2 separate regions of the Mus musculus genome follow, and region 1 is linked to region 2. The links are chromatin loops, found by intact Hi-C in ENCODE. Cell type or tissue: left cerebral cortex. All regions are shown on one strand. Region 1 overlaps Ptk2b (PTK2 protein tyrosine kinase 2 beta). Region 2 overlaps Ptk2b (PTK2 protein tyrosine kinase 2 beta).

Region 1 (2,500 bases), 73 kb after region 2:
CTGCCTTTTCGGTTGATGAGAAAGTCAATGGTGCAATCTTAGACAGGTTACCCAGGCCCACCATTAGAACATCAGCCTTGGAGTCCATGAAACACAAATACCCTCTCTTTGTACACCCCCAAACCCACCACACCATACCCCCGGCTTGGCTTGTCTTTTGAGGAACTAGAGCACTAGTCTCCCATGGTAAGCTACTCTGTCAGAATATTCCAGCTCTTCACTGACCAGGTAGCGCCTCCCCCCACCCCCATCTGCTGAGTCAGAGTTTGCCTTGAGTTCACCCAGATTTTTAACACTGGCTACTCCGTCTCAAAGATCTGACATCTTTATTTAAACGTAAGTCAGTGCTGAAGAGGGAATAGAACAGACATCGTCCTTCCAGGAAGAAATCTATTTTTCCCATTTGATGAGTGCAGTTAGGAGATGAGACTCAGGGAACCTCTTAGAGTTTGCTTATTGTTCTGCAAGGGAAACAGAAAGAAGAAGGGCTGGAGACCAGAGAAATAGTGGATACCACATCCTCTAACCTTCCCTTTCCTTTCTCCTTCTATGTCTCCATGCAACCTGCAAAATCCTCATTTCTTCCTGTAGGCTGTGGCATCTTGGGGTGAGGGGGTGTCTTAATTAGGGTTTTACTACTGTGAACAGACACTATGACCAAGGCAAGTCTTATAAAGGACAACATTTAAGTGGGGCTGGTTTACAGATTCAGAGGTTCAGTCCATTATCATCAAAAGTGGGAGCAGGCATGGTGCAGGAGGAGCTGGGAGTTCTGCATCTCCATCTGAAGGCTGCTAGTGGAAGACTGACTCCCAGACAGCTAGGACAAGGGTATTAAAGCCCACACCCACAAAAGGCCACACCTACTCCAACAACCACACCTCCCAATAGTGCTACTCCCTGAGTCAAGCATATACAAACCATCTCAGTGAGGGACCATGTTTTCTGGTGTGTCATGATGGGACATAGCCAAGATGGCACAATAATGCAGGGGTGATAAGAAGCACATGAGGTGAGTCTCAAACTGCCAGAGACCATGCTGAGGCTCTGAGCTGCAGAGCTGGGATTTGGTGTATGTGCAGTTTGACTGAGCGGGGATGAGGCTCCACCAACCCTTCAGATATACACACTTGCATCTTCTATATGTGCTTCCATTGATACACAGAATTACTAGACAGATTGATTACCTGTGACATATAGAGCAGCACACACGGTGCATTCAGATACATGATAGAGCTGTGAGTATCTATTGCCTTTTAATCTTCGCGATGGTCTGGTGAGGAAAACATTGGCTGTCAGTGTTGAGCGTGGTGAAGTGTGTAGGAAGGCTGAGCTGGAGGGTTTGCAAAGTGTGGTCACATGGCTGGGAAGAGGAGGCTGCAAGGTGTGAGGGAAGGCTTGGTTTCTAGGCATACCTAGAAACAGAGGCCCCAGTTCTCCTCCTTGTGACCCGTGTCTCCGGACAATGGAGAATCACCTCTATTGTAGACAAAGGCTCCCTCTGCTATGGTGGGAGACACTGCAGAATATCGACTTCAGTCCTGCAGCTCTCCCCTACTTCATACTGGGGCACTTCCCCCCCCACCCCTGTGTCTGAGTCTTGCCCCTCTTAGCCCTTGCTAACAAACCTCTAGTATCCATCAGGATTACGGTGTCTGGGACAGGGAAGTGAGGGGAGCATGTGTGCTTATCACTGTCTTCAAAAGTAATGGGAGCAAGTAACTGGGCCTAGGTTTGTTTTTTTTTTTTCTTCCAAACATTTTCTGAAAATCAGTATGCAAGGCAATGGTTAATGACTTGTAAAATATTGAGGAGAAGTTACCAGCAGCGCATGGCAAGAAGTTTAGCTGGCTTCTGTGAAGACACAATCTGGAGCTGTGGGTCCCTTCCAGGGTGATACTATCATTAGGCGGGTATAAATAAACAGCAAAGGGCAGAACTACCCAGGGATGTGCCTGGAACCTTCCAGAGCTTCTGGGCTTTATGTGGGATACACAGGTCACGGAGACCCCGTAATCTTGAGGGGCACCAGGGACTTTGTTAGCATGGACTAAGGCAAAGAGCAAGACTCAAGAGACGAGGTTGGAGGGAAGGAGCTCCAAGAGGGAACTGGAGAAGAGCTACAGGGCAAAAGGGCAGGTTCAGCTCTGTGTCCACAGAGGTATAAATGGGGAATGATCTGGAAGAGATGAAGGAATGAGCCAAAGAAATTAAAAATTAACAACGCGGGATTGATCATAGCTGAAATTCCTGAGACAGATTTAGTCACCAAAGGCGGCACTTTTTTTTTTTTTTTTTTTTTTTTTGGCTTGAATAAAACATTCCTGATACAACTCCAGGAGTAGCAGTTCCCTGGGTAAGATTGGTAATCAAACTATTTTCAAGGCTAAGGAACTGATGGACTGTGGCTCTCAGCTAGCTCAGCTCCTGGTGGGTCTAGCAGCTACCCCCTCTTTCCAATTGCCCAGACCTTTGTAGCTAGATCCCCACATCATGGGCT
Region 2 (2,500 bases):
TGTGAGCTAGCAGGTGCCACACTGATGGCTTGAAAGAGGCCACAACAGGAGTATTTACACCATGGGAAGTGGTAAGAACTACAACTTGTTCTTCCTCGGGCCAATTTGCCAGTACTCTGCCATGAATGGACGTCACTTGGTCCCTGTGACAACTCTCTTTACCGCTCTAAACTTAAAGAGGAGAAAGCAAACTCATGCAAATGAAGTCCTTGGGAATACCAGGATGGTCAGTGGCAGGAAACCACACCTCGGTGCCTGAGCACCAACCTGCTTTTCCTGCTTCACAGGTACACAGCCACACAGATGGGAGATAGGAGCATAAGAAACAGCCTGGGGGTGGGGAGGGGAAGCCTTCTAGAAGGCTGGCCTTTATCTTTCCATCTCCCCTGAAGACAGTGGGGTGCTTTTCACCTGTTGATAAAAGTACAGCAATGTGGTCCTGTCTTCTTTCAGGCTCTCCATGAAGTCTTCCGGCAAGTAGCGGATTTGAAGGTCATACCTGTATCAAGACAGACTCTGGTTGACACTGGGAAGCTGAATTCCCAAGAGAGCAGTAAGACTCACAGGGCCAAAGCTCCTCTACCCTCAGCATGCAAGGGCCATCCATGAGGCTTTTGGCACAGATACTAGTTTCCTTACCTCAAAGACCCGCCCTTGGCCTGGGCTCTCCTTCCTTCCCGCCCTCTGCTCCCTCTTACCATAGCACCAACAGCATCTGGTCTGGAACTGTAACCTAGATACTGTCCTGAAATGAGGATTCTCTATGGAAGCCAGGTTAGACCTCAAAACTATTCTCATCCGGACGGGTGGGAGGACTAAGTCTAGAAAGCCACTCCAGTTTTCTAGAAGATTCCGAGCCTCGGGCATGCTTGAAGGGAGGATGACATTCCTACCTCCACTCAGCTTCCACGTGTAGACATTCATACTTGTCCTGCACTTCGCCCACGGTCATCTGTGGGTGCAGCCAGTGGATCTCGTCTGACTTCATGTGCTTCAGCCTCAGCCCATAGCATTCAGCCAGCTGGATGTTGGGCCCTATTCGCCCACTCAGGAGGATGGAGGTGATGATCTCCTAGGGAGGAGACAGGAGGGCTAAGGGTCAGGGATGCACCCCTGCTGGGCTCTCACAGGCTCCCCATGAACATCCCCTAATCCTGTGTGGCAGTCTGTCTTGGCTATTATTTATTTCTGATTCTCTGACAGTGAGCACAGGCCCTGGGACACAGTGTGCTCTGCCCGGTGAATGAACAATTTGGCAGAATGAGACAGACATAGAGGAAGTGGGAGGAGGTAGCAGAAGCGAGGACAAGATGCAGAGGCTGAGAGCACAGTTCAAAAACAATTAATACCAGCTGGGCATGTGCCCTGTGAAAAGCCCCTTCTGGATAGTTTCCAGTCTAGCCAGCAGGATGCAGTACAGGACTAAGATCTGCCAGGTCTTCTCCACACATGACTGCACAGAGTCCACGTGACTCAGGGAAGCAAGCAGGTGTTACCACTGCGTTATTGTTGGTAAGTAAGCTGATGCCAGGACTAAGCTGGGATGGTGAGCCCTGGACACCAATGTTTTGCTTTGCCAAGCTGACTTGGGGCATGGCAGAGCTGGAGAAGATGGAAGCATGAGGCTGACCTTAAGGGACAGACCCACGAAAAGATGATCTTAGGAGAGCTGACAGGAAGGCACTAGCCTCTGTGTTCTGCTCTTGGGGTTTTCTTTTTCTTTTACCCACAGTTTCAGCAGGTCCCACACCCACAGACCAGTGCCCCCACTTCTTGGCCCAGACACAGGCCAGCCTGATTAATATGAATGTCAACTGCAAGGCTTCCCAGAAGCCCACCAGAAAGCCCTGACTAGCCCAACTTAGCTGCTGGTAATCACATTTCTCCCTTGGGTCCACATAGAGTGAGTGAGCTGAGTCCACTCCTGGCAGAGCAGAGTTCCCTGGATGCAGATTTAAAACCTCACTGACACTGACCCTTCTGAACTAGGAGTCTGAAATGCATGGATACCCAACCTACATCAGCCTACCCGAGACGGCAGGCTGGCCAGGAAGAGGAGGGAGGCTTTATTGTTTAGACTGTATGTTTTTTTATTTTTTTTAAACATGCCTCCCAAGAAGTTGTCTAAGTTAGCAAGCAAAATGCAATTAATTCCATAATTGGAAATAGAAGCAAGCATGTTGCTTTTTTCTCTCTTCTAGGAAAATGTCAAGACTAATATTTAAGTAATGCTGGTTTAAAATAATGTCCAATTAACGTCTTGTTCCAGATGCCTCCTTTCAATTCTCTTGAACTTCCATACAACTCTCTTTCCTACAAAGAAAGACAATGGCTCTCAGAGAAGCCCACTACCGCTCTGTGAGATGCATGGTGTGGGGTGGGGGATGTGGGGACCAGAGTACAGACCAGCAATCTAATATCATCTCTGAAATCAGAACGAAGGCTGAAGGTGAAGGAAGTGATCTACAGTGGCTCCAGAGAGAGAAGCCTGGACGAGAAT

Evidence for each region. A loop is a pair of places that touch in the nucleus more often than their neighbours do. Peaks named below come from ENCODE experiments on the same cell type or tissue, not always from the same donor. Only the 100,000 strongest peaks of a DNase experiment are listed, where the experiment ranks them.
Region 1: a loop joins it to region 2, with 2.5 times the contacts of the local background. A loop is called at or near these places in 2 of 42 quality-filtered maps.

The regions. Positions count from the first base shown.
Region 1 is chr14:66,262,223-66,264,722 of GRCm38, forward strand. All of the region lies in intron 1 of Ptk2b (PTK2 protein tyrosine kinase 2 beta), which reads right to left. Among named protein-coding and RNA genes, the nearest start is that of Ptk2b, 18 kb to the right of the region's middle. In left cerebral cortex, no CTCF peak of the experiment used is centred here; a DNase peak (open chromatin) is centred at 1,332; H3K27ac peaks cover 1,640 bases.
Region 2 is chr14:66,189,163-66,191,662 of GRCm38, forward strand. Ptk2b (PTK2 protein tyrosine kinase 2 beta) reads right to left here. Exons shown (of 31, transcript NM_001162366.2): 3 at 894-1,072; 4 at 412-499. Among named protein-coding and RNA genes, the nearest start is that of Gm52098, 12 kb to the left of the region's middle. In left cerebral cortex, a CTCF peak has its summit at 1,413; DNase peaks (open chromatin) are centred at 964 and 1,331; H3K27ac peaks cover 347 bases.